Regions from separate parts of the Homo sapiens genome. Here region 1 is linked to region 2. A link is a loop called in an ENCODE intact Hi-C map of the cell type or tissue named here. Cell type or tissue: PC-3. All regions are shown on one strand. Links, peaks and the distances in the headings refer to the core of each region. The heading gives the core; the rest is flanking DNA.

The links. A loop is a pair of places that touch in the nucleus more often than their neighbours do. Peaks named below come from ENCODE experiments on the same cell type or tissue, not always from the same donor. Only the 100,000 strongest peaks of a DNase experiment are listed, where the experiment ranks them.
Region 1: a loop joins it to region 2, with 4 times the contacts of the local background. A loop is called at or near these places in 18 of 110 quality-filtered maps.

Annotation. Positions count from the first base shown.
Region 1 is chr5:43,197,228-43,209,648 of GRCh38, forward strand. The region is part of intron 1 of NIM1K (NIM1 serine/threonine protein kinase); the gene reads left to right. It also overlaps the pseudogene LOC100419037. Among named protein-coding and RNA genes, the nearest start is that of NIM1K, 11 kb to the left of the region's middle. In PC-3, for the core only: a CTCF peak has its summit at 6,293; a DNase peak (open chromatin) is centred at 6,324; H3K27ac peaks cover 1,318 bases.
Region 2 is chr5:43,299,588-43,309,382 of GRCh38, forward strand. It overlaps HMGCS1 (3-hydroxy-3-methylglutaryl-CoA synthase 1), which reads right to left. Exons shown (of 11, transcript NM_001098272.3): 2 at 8,179-8,237. Among named protein-coding and RNA genes, the nearest start is that of HMGCS1, 8.9 kb to the right of the region's middle. RefSeq lists a silencer at 2,020-2,314 and an enhancer at 6,593-6,652. In PC-3, for the core only: a CTCF peak has its summit at 6,572 (motif pointing left); a DNase peak (open chromatin) is centred at 6,564.

The DNA of each region.
Region 1 (12,421 bases), core at 2,316-10,315, 100 kb before region 2:
AAGTGATCCTCTCATTTCAGACTCCAGAGTAGCTGGGACTACAGGCATGCACCATCATGTCCAGCTAAGTTTTTTATTTTTGTAGAGTTGTCGGTGGTAGGGGGGGCGGGCCTCTCTATGTTGCCCAGGCTGGTCTTGAACTCCTGGCCTCAAGCCATCCTTCTGCCTTGGCCTCCCAAAGTGCTGGGATTACAGGCGTGAGCCACCACGCCTGGCCAAATTAGTTCTATTCTTGGCTAATAAAATACACCTTAGTCATTTTTAATCATGAAGATTTTTAAAGAGCCTTTTAAACTTTTTGGAAATTTGAAATGTAGCCAAATACTCCCTCAGATGTAATCAACAGCGCCAGCCCTTGAGCTCCTACAGAACACAGAGGTACTGATTTTTCCACCCTTTATACTGCCTCAATTTCCATGATCCATACTCCATACCCCCTCTCCCATTTTACCATTTCCCTGACCTACATTTCTCTATCTTTCAGTACTTGCTGAATCACACCTGGAAATTCCTTCAGGCCTTATCTCCTTCCAGATGTTCTCTTTTGGGCCCCACCCTGTCTGTACCTATCTCTAGTTTAGCCTTTGGCCATTATATTTAGACGATCTGTTTATGCATCTACCTTGCCCCACTAGCTGTAGATTTAGTTATATCTACATTGTTCCTGGGGGTAACTTGTACACTTAAACATGGAGGACGGAGCTTAAAAATAATGTTTGTTGAACTGAACACGTCATCTTGATATTGAAGGAGTATTCCATAGTAGAGTAAGAGGGGTAGCAACCTCACATTGCTTAGAGTAGGGGTGAGGGCAAGGAAGTAGGGGGAAAACATAATCTATTTCTTTTCTTTTCTTTTTTCCGATGGAGGAGTCTTGCTCTGCACCCGCACCTGGCCAATATGATTTCTTTCTTTCTTTCTTTCTTTCTTTCTTTCTTTCTTTCTTTCTTTCTTTCTTTCTTTCTTTCTTTCTTTCTTTCTCTTTCTTTCTTTCTTTCTTTCTTTCTTTCTTTCTTTCTTTTCTTTCTTTCCTTTCTTTCTTTCTCTCTTTCTCTCCTTTCTTCCTTCCTTCCTTACTTCCTTCCTCCCTTCCTTCCTTTCTGTCTTTCTGTCTTTCTTTCTTTCTGTCTTGCTCTCTCTCTCTCCCCCTTCCTCCCTCCCTCCCTCTCGAGCTCGCTCTCTTTCTTTCTTTCCTACTTTCCTTCCTTCCTTCTTTCTTTCCTTCTTTCTATAGTGAAAACTGTCTTTATTTTTATTGCCTTTTATTTTCAACAATGATTACTTGAACTTAAAAAAAAAAGAGCGGACTTTATTAAGTAATGATTACTGAAAAGCCAAACCTTTCCAGCCCACTTCATATTGTCTTTTAACCATTTCAGAACACGATCTATTTCTTATCCTCCTACTTTCTAGCAGCATCTGTTTAGAGGGGATTGCCTGTGGCACACACAGCTCCTGCTCATGAGACAAGGTGAAGAAGCCTCATCTGTTTTGTGTGAAGCACAGACCCTGAGGTCAGACAGTCTTGGGCTTGAAATTAAACTTGGATGTTAATTGCCTGTATGGCTTTGGACAAGTTACCAAGTCCTTCTGAAGTTTAGTTTCTTCATCTGAAAAATGAGGATAATAGCAGGCACCTTTTAGGGCTGTTGTAAAGATTTTTAAAAATATGTATAAAGGGCCAAGCACGGTGGCTCACACCTGTAATCCCAGCACTTTAGGAGGCCAAGGTGGGTGGATCACCTGAGGTCAGGAGTTCGAGACCAGCCTGACCAATATGGAAAAACCCCATCTCTACTAAAAATACAAAATTAGCTGGGCATGGTGGCACGTGCCTGTAATTCCAGCTACTTGGGAAGCTAAGGCAGGAGAATAGCTTGAACCCGGGAGGCAGAGGTTGCAGTGAGCTGAGATTGTGCCATTGTACTCCAGCCTGGGCAACAAGAGTGAAGCTCTGTCTCCAAAAAAAAAAAAAAAATATATATATATATATATATATATATATATATATGAAAAATGTATATATCTATAAATGAAATGCCATCTCTACTAAAATATATATATATATGTATAAAGTAGTTGAAATGAAATAATGACTAGTCTTCTAAGTTAGGTACGCTTTGGCCTGCAGTTAACTAAAGAATCTTCCTGCTTAGCTAGAAGTTTATTTTTCTTGCAGAAGAAGAGGTCTAGATAAGCAATTAAGAGCTTTGTTTTAGCTGCCATCAGAGACCTAGTTTATTCCTATCTTTCTGTTCTGCTATCCATCCTTTTGCCCTCATATTTATCACTTCATGGTCTCTAGGTGGCTACTACTCCTCTGTAAGTTCCACAGGGGAAGGAAATGAAAGGAGCTGCTCCAGCTGCAACTATCCTCTTTCAACAGGAAAGCACTAATTATCAGAAACACCACACTAAGGTCTTACTGGCCAAAACTGTGTCTCAGAGCTATCCCTATCTTTGAGGGAGAAAGGGAAACTGGGATCGCCAGCTACTATAACAGAAGGCAAAGAAAGGAGAAGAGAGTTAGTAGTGACGTTGAGTGAGCCAGGCTGCAGTGATGTCTGCCACACTATCACTTATTGATAGGGTGGCCATATGTCCCAGTTCGTCAGTGCAACCCCGGTTTACACCTGTTGTCCTAGTGTGATTGTTATTATTATTTTTTGAGACAGAGTTTTGTTCTTGCCCAGGCTGGAGTGCAATGGTGTGATCTCGGCTCACTGCAACCTCTGCCTCCCGGGTTCAAGTGATTCTCCTGCTTCGGCCTCCTGAGTAGCTGGGATTACAGGCATGTGCCATCACGCATGCTCAGCTAATTTTGTATTCTTAGCAGAGACGGGGTTTCTTGGCCAGGCTGGTCTCGAACTCCTGACCTCAGGTAATCTGCCCACCTCGGCCTCCCAAAGTGCTGGGATTACAGGCCTGAGCCACTGCACCCGGCCGTCCTAGTGCAATTATTAATAGCACCCCATTCTCAGAGGTGTCTTGGTTTGAATGACAGATTCTATGTTCACCCTTCTTATTGAGCACTTGCTATTTATTGTAGGCTCTCATTAAGTAGTAGTTATTTTATTTTATTTTATTTTTTGAGATGGAGTCTCACTCTGCCTCCCAGGCTGGAGTGCAGTGACGCGATCTCGGCTCACTGCAAACTCCGCCTCCCAGGTTCACGCCATTCTCCTGCCTCAGCCTCCCGAGTAGCTAGGACTACAGGTGCCCGCCTCCATGCCCGGCTACTTTTTTGTATTTTTAGTAGAGACGGGGTTTCCCCGTGTTAGCCAGGATGGTCTTGACCTCCCGACCTCGTGATCTGCCCGCCTCAGCCTCCCAAAGTGATGAGATTACAGGCGTGAGCCACTGCGCCCGGCCAGTAGTAGTTACTAAGACAGCTAGAACACAACCGTAAGATACACAACAAGTCAAGTTTACATGCAGTGATTGCTTGTGTAGTACAGGCAGGAGGTACACTGAGTTTACAAGGGAGAGGAATGAGTGTGAATTGACAAAGAGTTGAGGTCAGCTGGTCCGGATGGAGAGGAAATAATATGGGGAAATTGTAACACCAAGGCGAGAGAAGTAACTGGGTTGGACCCAGTTTAAAATATGCAAAAGTGGCTGGGCGCGTTGGCTCAAGCCTGTAATCCCAGCACTTTAGGAGGCCGAGTCGGGTGGATCATGGGGTCAGGAGTTCAAGACCAGCCTGGCCAAGATGGTGAAACCCTGTCTCTACTAAAAACTACAAAAATTAGCCAGGCACGGTGACAGGCTCCTGTAATCCCAGCTACTTCAGAAGCCAAGGGAGGAGAATTGCTTGAGCCTGGGCGGCAGAGGTTGCAGTTAGCCAAGATGGCGCCGCTGCACTCCAGCCTGGGCAACAGAGCCAGACAACATCTCAAAAAAAAAAAAAAAAAATTCATGCCTGTAATCCCAGCACTTTGGGAGGCCAAGGCGGGCGGATCATAAGGTCATGAGATCGAGACCATTCTGGCTAACACGGTGAAACCCTGTCTCTACTAAAACTACAAAAAATTAGCTGGGCATGGTGGCGGGCGCCTGCATTCCCAGCTACTGGGGAGGCTGAGGCAGGAGAATGGCGTGAACCTGGGAGGCGGAGCTTGCAGTGAGCGGAGATGGAACCACTGCACTCCAGCCTGGGTGACAGAACAAGACTCCGTCTCAAAAAAAAAAAAAGGAAAAGTACACAGTTGATATGCCAGGGACTTTTCTTTGAAGACTAACAACAAAGTTTTCATGCTGCCTTTGTTTGAATGATGAACACTTTGTAATATGAGGTACAATGCTAAGATATGATTGGATCTAAGAGCATTCTTAGAACTGATGACACAAAATAAAACAGCCATTCATATTTGTGAAGCCAAATATATTTTTTTTTGCTGTTAGAAAGCCTACCACAAAAGTTTAACATGTGAGAAGAAAGATATTTTTCTGACCGGGCGTGGTGGTTCATGCCTGTAATCCCAGCACTGTGGGAGGCTGAGGTGGGTGGATGATGAGGTCAAGAGATTGAAACCATCCTGGCCAACATGGTGAAACCCCGTCTGTACTAAAAATACAAAAATTAGCTGGGCGTGGTGGCACGCACCTGTAGTCCCAGCTACTCAGGAGGCTGAGGCAGGAGAATCACTTGAACCCTAGAGGCAGAGGTTGCAGTGAGCTGAGATCGTGCCACTGCACTCCAGCCTGGTGACAGAGCGAGACTCCCTCTGAGCGAGACTCCCTCTCAAAAAAAAAAAAAAAAAGAAAGATATTTTTCTAAATTATTCTCTTGAGCCTATAGTAGATTGTGACCTTGAGCTATTTGATAATAAATCCTCCTCTATCAAGAGAAAATATTTGCAGCTTCCAAATTTTCTTTTGAGTTAATATTAAAGGAAAACATTTATGGTCATTAATTTTTTTTCTTAGCTTGACTTTTAAATCCCCCCAATTTTTTTTTATTTTTATTTTTCAGAAACAGGATCTCCCTCTGTCATGCAGACTGGAGTGCAATGGCATGGGCATAATTCACTGTAGCCTCAAACCCCTGGGCTCAAGAGATCCTTTCTCCTCAGCCTCCCAAAGTGCTAGGATTATAGGTGTAAGCCACTGTGCCTAGCCCCCAAATTTGTTTTAGATATTTATTCATTCTGTTAGGCTGGTTGGTGAGCTGATATAGCTGAAAGAGACAAAGTAAAGACATTTGGTCCTAGTCTCATCCCTGCCACTGTCTCTTTACCCCTCTGGGTCTGTTTATTCCAATACAAAATGCGAGATTAAAAAATCCTACAAGCCCCTCCCCAGTGGACTCCTAAAAGTCCCCTAGTGTGCTTGGGTAATCAAGGGAAACTGAATCAGCCAGTCGGCTTGGAGCCTCAGGTTAATTTGGTTTAGCCAAGTATTAAGAAGTAAGATTGCAGAGGAAAACTGAGATAAGACCCTGAAGTGCCTCACATCCAGCTAAGTAAATTGCCATTTGTTTTTGCCATTTACTAAGCAGCGCTGAAGAAAAAGGTCAGTGTGAAAACGGGTGTGCTGGAACGGTCAGAAGGAGGAAAGACTGACAAGGGATAAAAATACTTGTTTTATTCTGAGTTTTGAGTTATTTTACAATGTTCAGTGACCTCACAACATACCTGGTTCAAATTGCAGAGTAGTAGACCCTAGAAAGCCTCACTGCCACGCTCAGCTTACCTGCTGCTGGCTCCATGTCCTGAGATTTTCAATGGCGCCTCACAATTCTCATCATCTAGACACAATCTATTGCTGGTTGCTCTTCAGCTCCAGCCTTTCGATGACTGTTTTGCTTCTGCTGGAATGTTTGTTGGTAGCCTTTAGTTTTGCTCCTAACCGCCTTCCACCATCCCCCCAGCCCCACCGCCCCGCCATAGCTCCTTCACTACTTAGCAGCTGCACAAGAAGACCTCCCTCCTAGGCTCCACTCAGTTCCCAAGAAGAGCAATTCTTACTGCTCTAGGATTAAATTTATGCTACTGCTATTAACATTTTAGGATATCTATAGTGTTAAATCAAGTTCAGCCTAAAGCTGCCTCCCTACATATTTTGAGTTTGGCCTAAAAGTTTCTCTGTACATTGTGAACTACAACCTAAATGCAGTTGTTAACGGACTGAAGCCTACTTTTGTGCCAGTCACCGAGTTTTGGCCAATGAAAGGTGGCCAACTGTTCAAACCATGTTCAAATAAGGCAAACGTTGAACTGTGACGAATCCGGCTGTTTTTGTACCTCACTTCCATTTTCTGTGCATCACTTTTCTTTTTCTGTCCATAAATCTTCCACCACTTGGCTGTGCTGGAGTCTCTGAGCCTACTCTGGCTTGGGAGGCTGCCCAATTCATGAATAATTGTTTGCTCAGCTAAACTCTGTTAAACTTAATTTGGCTAAGGTTTTTCTTTTAACAATAGTCATATAGTACACTAATCTGTGGTGTTTCTTTATTGAACTATGGTGACATTACCAGAGCTAGTCTCAACTTTCCATAAAAAATCCCTCCTTTGGCTGGGCACAGTGGCTCACGTCTGTAATCCCAGCACTTTGGGAGGCCGAGGCAGGCAGATCACCTGAGGTCAGGAGTTCAAGACCAGCCTGGCCAACATGGTGAAACCCCGTCTCTACTAGAAATACAAAAATTAGCTGGGCATGGTGGCAGGCACCTATAATCCCAGCTACTCGGGAGGCTGAGGCAGGAGAATCACTTGAACCCAGGAGGCAGAAGTTGCAATGAGCTGAGATCTCGACACTGCACTCCAGCCTGGGCAAGAAGAGTTAAACTCCATCTCCAAAAAAAAAAAGTGGTGTAATTTGTGTATTTACTATCACTGATAGTTCCAATGGTTTTTTTTTTTTTTTTTTTTTGAGACGGAGTCTCACTCTGTGGCCCAGGCTGGAGTGCAGTGGCTCGATCTCAGCTCACTGCAACCTCCGCTTCCTGGGGGGTTCAAGAGATTCTCCTGCCTCAGCCTCCTGAGTAGGATTACAGGCACGTACCACCACTCCTGGCTAATTTTTGTATTTTTAGTAGAGATGGAGTTTCACCATATTGGCCAGGCTGGTCTCGAACTCCTGACCTCAAGTGATTCGCCCACCTCAGCCTCCCAAAGTGCTGGGATTACAGGCGTGAGCCACCACACCCAGCCTGATAGTTCCAATGGTTAATTCAAAAACAAGGCACAGTCCAGGAGTGGTGGCTCACGCCTATAATCCTAGTGCTTTGGGAGGCCGAGGCGGGTGGATCACCTGAGGTCAGGAGTTCAAGACCAGCCTGGCCAACTTGGCAAAATCCCGTCTCTACTAAAAAAATACAAAAAATTAGGCGGGCATGGTGGTGGGTGCCTGTAACCCCAGTGACTTGGGAGGCGGAGGAACAAGAATCAGTTGAACCCAGGAGGCGGAGGTTGCAGTGAGCCAAGATGGTGCCACTGCAGTCCAGCCTGGGCAACAGAAAGAGGCTCTGTCTCAAAAAAAAAAAAAAAGTCACAGCTGGGTGTGGTGGCTCACGCCTGTAATCCGAGCACTTTGGGAGGCTGAGGCGGGTGGATTACTTGAGCCCAGGAGTTTAAAACCAATGTAAGCAACATGGCAAAATCAAATATACAAAATTTAGCTGGGTGAGGTGGCGCTCGCCTGTAGTCCCAGCTACTTGGGAGACTGAGGTGGGAGGATCTCTGGAGCCCGGGAGGTCGAGGCTGCAGTGAGCTGTGATTGCACCACTGAACTCCAGCCTAGGTGACAGAGGGAGACCCTGTCTCAAAAAAACACGAACAACAACAACAAAAAAACAAAAACAAGGCATGTCAAAGAATCTTCCTTTCTAATTCTCCTGCCTGCTCTTGCTACTGTCACTGACTTATGCCATCCCAGGCTGATGCTGGACTTCATGGCAGTGGCCTGTTTCGTAGTGTTAGGTTCCACTGCACACCAGAGGGAGGCAGCAAGTGGAATTGGGTGAAACTGGACCCCAGACTGGCCTTGTCACTCACTAGCTCTCTGAGTTTGGACAAATGTCTCATCCTCTTTAGTAATCTCATCAAGGCAGTGAGAATTTTAATATCTATCTTATAGAGTTTGTTGTAATGGTTAAATTAGTCACATAAGCATATGCAGCACAATGTCTGATGTACAGTAAGTGCTTAATAAAAGTAGCTTTTAGTATACTTTCCCTGTTACACTGAATAAAATGCTAGCAACACTACTCTAACACCAACTAAAACAATGGCTACTTCCATCTGGGTGTGATGGCTCATGCTTACAATCTCAGCACTTTGTGAAGCCAAGGTAGTGGGGACCACTGGAGCCCAGGAGTCAAGACCAGCCTGGGCAACATAGCAAGACTCTATTTCTACAAAAAATACAAATTAAAAAAAATGGCTACTCTCAAATGTCCTTCAAAAAGTGTTACTGCTTTGTGGTTTACATTATATCACCTTTCACAAATTGTGTTTTACTTCTTGTTTGCTTGTTTTTGTTTTGTTTTGTTTTGTTTTGAGACGGAGTCTTGCTCTGTTGCCCAGGCTGGAGTGTAGTCTTGCGATCTTGGCTCACTGCAAGCTCCACCTCCCGGGTTCACGCCATTCTCCTGCCTCAGCCTCCCGAGTAGCTGGGACTACAGGTGCCAGCCACCACGCATGGCTGATTTTTTGTATTTTTAGTAGAGACGGGGTTTTACTGTGTTAGCCAGGATGGTCTCGATCTTCTGACCTTGTGATCCGCCCGCCTCGACCTCCCAAAGTGCTGGGATTACAGGCATGAGCTTCCGCGCCCGGCCTGCTTGTTTTTACTACTACTATTTATTTGGTGCCTACCATATCCTAGGTTGCACTACATACTAGGGAATATTGAAAATATGAAGATAAATCAGCAGGTCAGTCTCAGAGAGGCTAAACATAATGAGAATATAAATTTATACTCTGTCGGTTCAAAGTGTGAGCAGAGTTCAGTGGAAATACTGAGATGGAGCAATTAACTCTGGGTAAGTAAAGAAAAGAAAATACCGCCGGGCGGGGTGGCTCTATGCCTGTAGTCCCATCACTTTGGGAGGCCCAGGAGTTCAAGACCAGCCTGTGCAACATATTGAGACCTTGTCTTTACTAAAATTTTTTAAAAATTAGCCAGGAGGGGTGGTGCGTTCCTGTAGTCCCAGTTACTTGGGAAGCTTAAGGGAGAAGGATTGCTTGAGCCCAGGGATCAAGGCTGTAGTGAGCCATGATTGTGCCGCTGCACTCCAGCATGGGTGACAGAGTGAGACCCTGCCTCAAAAAAAAAAAAAAAAAAAAAATAGGTTGGGGGAGAAAAAAAGAAAATCCAAGAAAGTAAATTAGGAGGGTCTTGAAGGCTGAATAAGAAACGAGCAAGTGCTAGTCCTGGCCTCCCTGGTGCAGCGCACTCCCTGCCTGCTGCAGCCTGACTCGGCCCCCCAGTCTCCCAAGGCCACTCCCCCAGGTATGGCACAGGGCCTCGCCTCACTAAGGCAGCAGCACAGCACACTTGACTTCATGCTTGGCACCAAAGCTGATGGTGAGACCATTCTAAAAGGCCTCCAGTCCATTTTCCAGGATCAGGGGATGGTGGAGTTGGTGCACACCTGGAAGGACCATGGCTATTTAGCAACATGCACAAACAAGAACGGCAGCTTTGCCAATTTGAGAATTTACCCACATGGATTGTGTTGCTGGATCTTCAGAGTTACAATGGTGATGCACAAGGCAAAGAAGAGATCGACGGTATTTTGAACAAAGCGGAATTGAGTCAGGACAGTACTGGGCGGGTAAAACAATTACCACCTAAGTTCGAGGAGGAGCCATCAACAGATATTGGCCCATTACCTATGGGCGCCTGGTTGAATATGACATAGATTGAGGTGGTGTATGATGAAGATTCATCTTATCAAAATATAAAAATTCTACACTCGAAGCAGTTTGGAAATATTCTCATCCTGAGTGGGGATGTTAATTTGGCAGAGAGTGATTTGGCATATACCTGGGACATCATGGGAAGTGGCAAAGATTACACTGGCAAAGATGTACTCATTCTGGGAGAGAGAGATGGGGGCATATTGTGTGAAATAGTCAAACTAAAACCAAAGATGGTCACTATGGTAGAGCTTGACCAAATGGTGATCAATAGATGAAAGAAATATATGCGAAAAACGTGTGGCGATGTCTTAGACAATCTTAAAGGAGACTGCTATCAGGTTCTAATAGAAGACTGTATTCCGGTACTGAAGAGGTACACCAAAGAAGGGAGATAATTTTATTATGTGATTAATGATTTAACAGCTGTTCCAATCTCCATGTCTCCAGAAGAAGATTCCACATGGGAGTTTCTCAGACTGAATCTTGACCTCTCAATGAAAGTATTGAAACAGGATGGGAAATACTTTACACAGGGGAACTGTGTCAATCTGACGGAAGCGCTGTTGCTCTATGAAGAACAGCTGGAGAATTCTTCATAGAACAGTTGCTCTATGAAGAATTGTTCTGCGGAATTCTCAAAGGAGATCGTCTGTGTCCCTTCATACTTGGAATTGTGGGTATTGTACACTCTTTGGAAGAAAGCTAAACCTTAAAGATGAATAGCCCCTAACCACATGTGTTGCAAATAGCCTTCCTGACCTCCATATGCTGTACATGACATCAGAATGAGTCAGGCAATTGATTGTGAATTCCTCAAAGTTTTCCTTTTTTTAAACTATTATTTTTAATTTTAAAAAGCAAATGGAAAATCTGTATTTTGATGAGCTTATGGTGTTATTTTTTTGAAAGTCAGCTGAAGGATGGTTAGACAGCACAGCGAAGACTGCTGAATGCACTGACCCCCCCTGGAATGTGATTTTTGTTCCTTTTTATTTCAATGTGGGCTTTTGTTTTTGTTTTTGTTTTGGTAGATCTTCAGTTTGAATGTTTGGAGGAATGAACATCGTTGTTTTGTGCTGAAGGAAAGATCTTGATGGTGTTTCTTTCCCCAATAATTGACTTAGATATTAAAATTTGGTGCTTTCAAGAGAGAGTTAAAAAAATGAATAGGAATTGCTTCAATTAAATTACAAAAGAGAGAAAAAAAAAGAAAAAAGCAAGTGTGGTTGTGTGCAGTGGCTCATGCCTGTAATCCCAACACTTTGGGAGGCCGACGCGGGCAGATCACAAGGTCAGGAGTTCGAGAACAGCCTGACCAATATGGTGAAACCCTGTCTCTATTAAAAATACAAAAATTAGCCGGGCGTGGTGGCAGACACCTGTAGTCCCAGCTACTCGGGAGGCTGAGGCAGGAGAATCGCTTGAACCAGGAAGTGGAGGTTGCAGTGAGCCGAGATCACGCCACTGCATTCCAGCCTGGGCGACAGGGCAGGACTCTGTCTCAAAAAAAAGAAAAAAAAAAGAAAAAAGAAAAGAGCAAATGTGTTCCAGTTAGGGGAAACTGGGTATGTAGAGCCACATGGGCATGAAAGGACATGTTATGATAGGGGAAATAAAACTTAAGGAATAAATGGTATAATTGAAGCAGATCTCAGAACTTTCCTTGAGGCTGGATATTTAACTGCAAGTCTTTGATCTTTGGGGGAAAGGGACTAGAGATGGTTGGAATCCTGGGTAAACACTGACCTTTTAGTATTCTAGAGGTGAGATTTAATTCACTGCTAATTAGTGTTGGTTTTGGCTCCCCTAGGGAAGTGTAAACATAAAGAAGGCAAGGAGCAGGAACTCGGGCAAAGGCAAGTCCATGGGTGTGTACATTTCCAGAACTACTTGGAGAAATTGAGAAGTGCAAAGAAGGTCTTGAAAATAGAACAGGAATTATGTCTCATGCTTTAAAATAAAGTAAATTCTGCTGGAAGCGACTAACACATCACACCCTAAAAATAAAAACAGAGGGAAAATGGAGCCTCTTTTACTGTTGGTGTGATCATTTTAACCTCAGCAGCCTTCCAAGGGAAAACCATAATCAGGTTGTTTTTATTGTCTGCAGGCTGGAGCAAATGCTGGTTTGTAAACATTGTAATGCCTCCAACTCAATAGCCTTAAGAATGTCTACCCGCATTTGAGGTATGCTTCACTGGGAGCCGTAAGAGTGTTGTGCAAAAGCAATGGGGCAGCTCATCAAACCCGCAGTGTTTCAGAAATTTTCCAGCTAGAGAGGTGCTCTGGTTTAGGGGCACATTGAACAAACTTGCCTTTGTTTCAGGAGAAAACACTGGAAAGGGTTTTGCTTTTTTTGTTTGGTTGCTTTTAAATTTTTGCCTTTTATTTTTCTTCATAGAACAGTTGTTTGTGGTGATTTTTTTTTTCAACCAAAAAAGGATGTTTATGAGAGAAGTATCTATTTCTGTATCTTCTGGTATCCATGCTACCTTTATTTATTTATTTTAATTTTATTTTATTTCTTTTGTTTTTTGAGACACAGAGTCT
Region 2 (9,795 bases), core at 1,796-9,795:
TGCAGTGAGCAGAGATCATGTTACTGCACTCCAGCCTGGGTGACAGAGCAAGACTCCGTCTCAAAAAAAAAAAAAGAAAAAGTAAAAATCAATCAATCAATCAATCAATCAATCATGTATTCATCATAGATAAACCAGTCCTCTTTTAAAAAAGGGACTAAAAAGTAGTGTCTAGATTTACTTACCAATAGCAACAAAAATCACTAGCTACTCAAGACCATTGTTGGGCATTTAACTTACCAGAGCTTCAGCTTCTTTAACAGGTTGTATTAGTCAGGAAAAGAAAAATTACTATAGATATTTCAAACAGAGGGGAGTTTTAATGCAGGGAAATAGCTACAAACTTGTTGGCTGGGCTGGAAGAACAAAGCGGAAAAGGTGGTTCTCTGATCCCATGAGCCTGCACTCCTGCTGAAGCTGCTGGAGCTACAGTACTAGTACCTCTGCTGCTGAGCTGGAACCCAGAGACCCAAAGTCCCACTGTTGGTGCTGCCACTGACAAGAACAAGAGAGGTACCTTCTTCCCACCTTCTAATATTTCTTGAGTACTTCCAATATTTCTTGAGTACTTCCATCAGCCCTCTAACCAGAACCCAGATGGCATAAGAACCAATGAAATGTAATTGTGAGGCTTTGAAGAGTGGCACAGCTCCTCAGTTTTAGAGAAAGAATCCTAAAACCTAAAATTCTACAACTCAATTTCCTTTTTAGGTATGACATCATTGGATGGTGCTACTTAGGTGGCAGAATTTCATTGACCCAAAGGTCTTGGGTTATGAGTTACCTGGGCCGAACTGATTCATGAACATTCTGTATGACTTGTTTGTCAACCCATCACTAATTTGATACTTAAAAATGAAAGTCAAATCCTGTATTTATGTCATTTGTCCTCTGCTGCTCTGCAATTAAAGGTCTTAAGGGGCCAGGTGCAGTGGATCATGCCTATAATCCTAGCACTCTGGGAGGCTGAGGCAGGAGGATCACTTGAGCCCAGGAGTTCAAGACCAGCCTAGGCAACATAGCAAGACTCTGTCTCAACAAAAAAAATTTTTTTAAAATGAGCTGAGCATGGTGGTGCATGCCTGCAGTCCCAGCTACTAGGGAGGCTGAGGTAGCAGGATCACTTGAGCCCAGGAGTACAAGGGTGTAGTGAGCTGTGATTGCACCACTGCACTCCAGCCTGGGTGATGGTGAGACCTTGTCTATAGAGAAAGGAAAAAAAAAAAAAAAAAAGAAAAGACTTAAGGGATACCAGTTGTATCTTCCTTCCAAACAGAAGAATCTTTTTTTTTTCTCATTCATCCAACCAATGCCAACATGTTACATACTAAACATTAGGGATGCTTAATGGGAGACTTCCTTATCCTCTCGAATATTCACTATTTTATGGGACAATAAGAGAAAAACACATAATAATAAACAGGTAACAACATTGAGAACCACATTATATAATGGAGAACTACCTAACCCAGCCTGGTGGTAGGGCAAGGAGTGTTAGGAAAAGCATCCTGGTTATAGGGGCCTGACTTGAGCCCCAGGAATGGGTAGGAGTAAGCAGTAAAGCACTGAAGAAATGGAGGGTAGTAGATTTTCAACAGAGTGGACACCATGAAGAAAGGCAAGCTACAAGGAATTACAAAAAACTTTACTTGTCTATTGGAATGAAATGTGAGCTGAGTGGATCAGGTAAATAATAGATTAGAATAACTAGGTAAGGGTTAGGTCATGAAGGTTCTGGTATGCTGATGTTGAGGGCTTCAAATTTATCATGAAGATAGTAAGAAGCCATCGGAGAGTTTAAGGAATAACATGGTGATATTAGTTGTCAGGTCAGTGTTTTTCCAACTCCGGAATCAATTTAGTGGATGGCAAGCACACATTTAAAAAAATGAAACAGAAAAGAATACAAGATATAAGATTGCATGGCACAGGGTAAATGTAAAGATTTTTCTTGAATCAACCTTTTGTTTTAATTATTCATACATATATAAAGTATACATAAGTTGCAATACAAAGTGTATTTTTACTGGGGGCCACAGTCAAAAAAGTTTGACAGCCACTGTTTTATCCTCACTAATGCTGTTTTACAGTCACTGGTGCTGTGAATGGATGAGTTAGGAAGCTGACATGGCAGTCCAGATAAGACATGGGTCATGAACTAGAGCATTTACTACATGTGGAGCGAAGAGGAACAGCCTCCAAAAACATGGAAAAAGCAAAAGAACTGGCAGAAACTGTAACTGACTAGATGTTAGGGAAAGAAGAAAATGTATACAATGACTTCCAGATTTCCATCCTCAAGTGTTTTATGACTTGACAAGCACACTGTCAGATACACTAAATGAACAGAGATCCTCTCCACTTTGTTCTACTCCACTTCTTCCACACAAACCCTGTTTACTTTATGCCCTTTTCCCTGGTAAGTGGAGTTCAGCCAAACCAGCGCTCAGAACCACCACTGAGGAAGTGAAGAGATCAAGCTCAGACAAGCTGCTTTCGTTCCTGTCATTTCACCAACATCTCCATACATTTTTCCAGTTTGGTTTTCCTATCTACTTCCTTCCTATATGGGACTTAACACAAGATTCTTAACTTTCATGTATGCAGTTTATACTAGAAAACACACAAAGAGAACTACACTGAAGTCAACATTAAGGATAAATGCTAAATACTACCCAATCTTTCCCCATCTTACAACTACTTACCTACATAACCCTCCCTCTACCCTTTACTCTCAAATTATTATATTCTTTATCCAAAAACATTTAGTGCTTTCTTCAACAACCCACCTCGTGCTTCTGCTTATTGAAATCCTTTATAGCCCTAGATCACATAGGTCACATTTTACCCATGAAACCTTTCTAAATTACCTTTTGCATTTCTTGCCTATCCTTCTACATCATCATACTTCGTCAATTAAAGTCACTTTTTTGGGTAACATTTCAGAAATTGGGATTCCTCTTACAATTGCTATCAGACAGAAGCCAATTATGATGTTGTCATTGCTTACACATGGGAAAATAACAAAACTGCCAGCATGACATTTGCATATGACAGTCAACAGCCTGAAAGAAATTCCCAGAAATGATACTGGAGCATTCATTTCACCCTCTAGGAACCAAATGGACTGGGAAGGAAGTAGAAGATGGGGAATCCCTAAGCAGCAGTCAAAGTAGGCTGGCTTTGCATAATTGCAAAGCTGAAGGCCAGCACCAAAACCTTCGCATTCTTTTTTGGGATCTTGAAAGGAATGCTACATCACCAATTCTCTTGGCGGCACAGAGGATGTTTAACGGAAAATTACAGGTATTAACAACTCTGACTCCAAAAACAATTCAGAAGGCAGACTCTAAATATGTGAAATTTAGCAATTCCTTATGTGTTTTTTCACTTGTGTTTTCCATCTTATTGAATGTGCAAGTGACATATGACAAAAATCTATGTCTAACTCTAAAAGAGCTCTTTAAAAAATTCTAAGTAATCAAAAAAGCATTGTATCTTAATTTAATTGGCAATGAAGCATCTTAAATTTATTACATCCTAGATTCTTTAGATAGTACGAAATATAGCATTCAGTGCTTCAACTGTGTTACTTCCCAAATATCTGCCTGAATTATGGATTGAAATGTCTGGGTTTCCCCACCAAATTCATATGTTGAAGCCTTAACTCTCAATGTGATGGCATTTGGAGATGGGGCCTTTGGAAAATAATCAGGTTTAGATGAGGTCATGAGAATGGGGCCCTCATGATGGGATCAGTGCTCTTATAAGAAGATAAAACGAGAGCTTGCTCATGCTGTCATACTCTCTCTATGCCATGTGAGGACACGGGCAATCCAGGAGGAGAGCCCTGATCGGGAACCAACCACGCTGGCACCCTGACTTCCAGACTGCAAACCTATGAGATCATAAATGTCTGCTGTTTAAACCACCTACTCTATGGTATTTTGCTGTGGCACCTAAGCAGATTAAATAGTCTGGTCACCTCAACTAAGTCCAAGCTCCTTAAGGTCTCCTCATGTCTTAGACTACTGTATGGCCCATTTTACCAGACATAGCATATATACCGCTGCTACTCAATTCCACAATGGAAAGAAAAACTCCTAAACACAACAGTCTACTTCCGAATTATATCCTCTTGATTCCTAAATTACTGGCCATATTTTTGTATTCAATACAGGAAAAACAATGTCATCACCAACATTCAGGGACAGGGGCATAAAGAAAGACTAAGGGAGGCTCATTCTTGTTAAGACCTAAAGCTGAGGAGGGTAAAGATAAGGCTTTTACATTCCTACTCCATTCATCTTCAACTCCTTTCCTGTGTCTACAACTCAGATGGAGGACTACTGATTTTCTGGATATGAAGCACTTGAAATGTTCTACATCCATCCTCACTCTGAGCTTCAACAAACTCTCCCCATCAATTTTTTGATAAAGTTGGTGCCCACTTTGCTGAATTTGAAATGAAAATATAAAAGGGCTGCCTAATATGCCACTAGGCATGGATTCTAAGTTTATAGTAAAATAAGATACTGGATAGTCCACAAGAAAGAGCCCTACAACTACTGTTATCAGAAAAAGACTAGTCCATAGGCTTATAAGCTCCTACATATGATCTCTTAAGTCACCAAAGTAGGAGTAACCACCTTTCCAGCCTTTCCCACAAGGCTACCCTTTAGATTCTTTTCAACTCTTCAAACTGCTTTAAATATGCTGAAGACAGTATGGTCTTCCTTGCCTGGCTCAGTGGTTTTTAACACTATTGGAAATAAAGTGAACAGGGAATATATCTTTTTGAAGGTATAAACCAGTTTGCAATATACTTGTACTCACTAATAAATTCACTTTAGTCTTTTAAGAGCATCATGTAGCAACACTGGCAATATATTTAATTATCCTTATAATGCTTGTACAATTCTCTATAAAAAGTTATAATGCAAGGCTTCCATTTCAGAATTAATCTGTATTTGTCACAGTCTGACCAGCTCTGATCAATTCTTTGTATTATAGTACTCCTAAAATAAGATACAACTCTATGACTCCTAAATGTCCTACATTAAATACATGACATGTTTCATTTGAAAACAAACAAAAAACGTAGGTTAACTAAAATAACCCACATACATCAAATGGAAAGTGAAACACAATTCTGACTTTGATGGAAAAAAACATTTTTACATTGTCCAAGTCAGTCAATATTACTCATTCTCTGAGGGTTTCTGACAGCCAATGTGTTTTCCATTATGTTCTTGGTAAAAAGCCATCTAATCTGAAATATTTAGCCTTTGGTTCAAATTCAGAAAGAGAGTGATTAAGTTGACAGGAAAATTAATACAGAGAAATAATTGCTTTCATGACATTTAGAAGAACAGAAAGTTAATAGTTTCTGGTCTCAAATGTTACTTTTTTTTTTGAGACGGAGTTTCGCTCTTGTTGCCCAGGCTGGAGTGCAATGGTGTGATCTCGGCTCACTGCAACCTCCGCCTCCCAGGTTCAAGCGATTCTACTGCCTCAGCCTCTCAAGTAGCTGGGATTACAGGCGGGTGCCACCACACCCAGCTGATTTTGTATTTTTAATAGAGATGGGGTTTGACCATGTTGGTCAGGCTGGTCTCAAACTCCTGACCTCAAGTGATCCACCCGCCTCGGCCTCCCGAAGTGCTGGGATTACAGGCGTGAGCCACCGTGCCCAGCAAATGTTACTTTTAACTATCCTATTGAGCATGTGCTCTTACATTGTCCTTTCAAATGCTCTCTGAAATAGGCTAGATATAGTTAGATATAAATTAGGGAAAAAAAGACTAGCTACAGGTCTGAGGTGCTCACATTATGGTATTCACTCTTTACCCTACCAGAGAATAGAATATTCTGGTTAATTCACTATTTAAGAATAAAGAGGCCGGGTGTGATGGCTCACACCTGTAATCCCAGCACTTTGGGAGGCCGAGGTGGGCGGATCACTTAAGGTCAGGAGTTCAAGACCAGCCTGGCCAAAATGGTGAAACCCCCTCTCTACTAAAAATACAAAAATTAGCTGGTTTTGGTGGCGGGCAACAGTAATCCCAGCTACTTGGAAGGCTGAGGCAGGAGAATCACTTGAACCTGGGAGACGGAGGTTGCAGTGAGCCAAGATCTGAGCCAAGATCGTGCCACTGCACTCCAGCCTGGGTCACAGAGTGAGACTCCGTCTCAAAAAAAAAAAAAAAAAAATTTAAAAAATTTAAAAAAAGAGATAAATCACAAAAACTTTCAAGTAGAACATAATTTTAAAAATCTGATGGTTAAAAAAATTACGTTTTTAATTTTTTACAGATAATGCATTTTATTATTTTCAGAGTACTATATTCACCATAAAATAAGTCTAAAGAGAATAATGAGGACTCTGTATTTATAATAAAATACACACATTTTCTTTTTAAATTCTATCCTTAAAAAAGGCGAGAAAAGGCAACTTTCAGAGAACTTTGTAAACCTTTCAAGTCTTCCAACAAAGTAGTACCAACAGAGGACTAAAGTCTTAAATAAGTCTCATTAAAGTGAAGGCTCACTCCCTCTGGTGGACAAAAGAAACTCCATATGCTATTTCCAGAATCAGTAAAGCAAGATAAGGAAGCCTTGTTAATGTTTTCTGAATGCTTCCTGCCTAGAATACATAAAAGACCTATATAGTTATTCTGAGAATAAATCTGGAAATGAAAGAGAACTGGAAAGGGGAAAAAAGGGGGAGGGAAACTAGCTGATGATACTGGTGCAAGGGAAGTCCTAACCTAGCTCCTCAATGGCTGTGTTGGGGAAGGACTTCAGCATCAGTCTCTCCTAAGTGAGCTCTGCCTCTGCTCTCTTCTCTGTCATAGGCCAACAGTTTTTTCCAAACTGCATGTCTAACCATTGTCAAGATGCTGCAGGTTGAGCATTCCTAATACAAAAATGCTAAAATCTGAAATGCTCCAAAATCTGAAACTCTCTGAGCACCAACATGATGCTCAAAGGAAATGCTCATTGGAACATTTTGGATTTTGGATTTCCAGATTAGGGCTGCTCAAATGGTATGTTTTCTCAAATATTCCAAGACCCAGAAAAATCCAAAATCTTTAACATTGCTGGTCCCAAGCATTGTTCAGATAAGGAAAATTCAATTTATATTTCAAACTGCCAAGTTTCTCCTCTATTATTTAGGCTTAGCCTCTCTGCATTAAACAAGGAGCTTTTGGAGAGCAGGAACCGTGCTTTGTTCATTTTTGTGTCCCCGGTACCCAACCCACTGTTTGGCATATGGTAGATGCTAATGTTGAATAAATGAAATGGTACTAGACTTCTAATCTAAAGTCATTAACACCCATAGGAAATCATAATCTTGAAATACAAAAAAAGCAGAATTGTAAGAGAAGCACTCCCTGACAATATGAGAAAGCAATGGCTGCAAATAATTAGATTACCAGTTGAAACACATTTGAAATTACTGTCCATTCTCACATAATTTTTTTTTTTTTTTTTTTTTGAGACAGAGTCCCACTCTGTTGCCCAGGCTGGAGTGCAGTGGCGCAATCTCAGCTCACTGCAACCTCCGACTTCTGGGTTCAAGCGATTCTCTTGCCTCAGCCTCCTGAGCTGCTTGACTTACAGGCACCTGCCACCAAGCCTGGCTAATTTTTTTGTATTTTTAGTAGAGACTGGGTTTTACCATGTTGGCCAGGCTGGTCTCAAATTCCTGACCTCAGGTGATCCACCCGCCACAGCCTCCCAAAGTGGTGGGATTACAGACGTGAGCCACTGTGCCTGGCCCATTCTTACATAATTTTAAACATTCATCCACAGCCCAGATACATATCTTTTGAGGCCATAATTTAAAAAGCACTAATGGCAGTCATGTTTACCTCTGATTGTTTCTGATTAAGTAGTCCATGTAATTACATTTTATTATAAGTACTTTTTCTCTTATGAGTGAACACTAATTTTTAAAATTTGTTTCTAGATTTTAAACATTAGTCTAATAAACATAAAATTAGTTTCCTGAAGCATTAAAGCATTAACAGAATTTTAAAGATGAGGTAGAACCCTAAAAGGGGTTTTAAGAACATATGGCACAAACAAATCGTTATTTTCTCTAGGATACCAAGTTTCCTCCTTCCATTAGAGAGGAATACTTTCCTTAAGCAGCATGACAGGATGTCATACCTGTGTGAAGGATAGAGAACTGCAGTCTCCAGGTCTGTCACTGTTTCCTCCTTCGGGCACTAGGAATTTCAAACAAGAACTGCTTTTAAAGTTATAAATCACTACCCAAATTCAAATACTAATGAATCCAATTCAAAGTGAGTTAAAATAAGCAATTCCTTATCCAATTACATTATGCAGAATAGAATTTGACATTTGCTTAGAAAAAATCATACTTAAAGCTTATAGAACATTTTCCCCCTTATTTTCATAGCCCTTATAGTGAAAGGTTCAGTCCTGGTAATAAACGGATATAAGAAGCCTACTATTGCAGGAAGGAATAAACAAAAAAACCTCAAGGAAATAAGAAGCCCATGTCACCAATTGAGGCTTTAAACCAAGGTTTTCAAGAATTGGGGGAAAGGAATATAAACAAGTTGTAATGAGTTAGCAAATTTCTAGAGTAAAGAGATATATGCAGTCAAGAGCCTGCACTGCATGTAACAGATTGTGGCTTTGGCAGCAATTCTGGACCTCAGTTTCCTCATCTATAAAATGAAGCTAATACAGTTGCCCTCCCCAGATCATTGTGAAGGATTGCTGAGATGATAAAATATGTGAAGACACTTTGTAACACAAAGCACCAATACACTGACTATTACCTTAGTTCTTATAGTTCTTATAAGTGTTTTTCAAAGAAAATAAAGGTATTTTTTCTAGCAAGACCTAATCATTTTCAACACTGCCACCTTCACCCTCCCAACCTTTTATAAAGTGATTTTCCCTCTTACTGCTTATGTTAAAAAATTAAGCATTTAGACAAAGGAGCATTAAACATTATTATGTAAATTAAGTAGAAATAATTTGCGAAGGTGACTGGAACATATTCTTCAGTCCATCTGTTTTGAAAGACTGATTGTTACTTGAGATGGCAACTTCTATGTTTAACACAGCATACACCATTTCCTCTGCTCTCTATTTAATTACTGGCAAATTTAGCATCTGCCCTTAATGGATTCACTGGTAACTACATTCGGATGTTATTAATATTTAATAAAGCTTTACTTTTTTTACATAATTACATAATTTAAGAGCTCTTCAGTCGTAGCGCCTTTTACTTCATTAACTAAGTTTACTACCCACCTACGCCCCCCTGCCCCATAAAAAGAAATAGATCTTGAGTTTTGTAGGCAAAGAATACTACAATATTCCAAAAATGTCTCTAATTAACTGTAATTATACATACTTTGAGAAAATAACCTATCTTTGTTCTTTATTATCTCAAATTATGCCTTTGTCTTCTGCAAATTAAGCAGACCACAGAGACCAGTTCTTGAAAAACAAGATTCCTTCTCCATGTTAAGACTACTTAAATAATAATATTTCTTCTTGATGTTCATGTATGTATATGCATTTGACACTACTTGTATCAAGGAAATTTTCCTTGAACTGCCTATATTCTGCCTTTCCTTGCACTGCCTATATTCCCTCAAATTTTTTTTTTTTTTTGAGACAGGGTCTCCCTCTGTCACCCAGACTGGAATGCAGTAGCATTCCAGTCACTGCTCACTGTAACCTCGACCTCCCAGGCTCAAGTGATCCTCCTGTCTCAGACCCCGCAAGTAGCTGGGACTACAG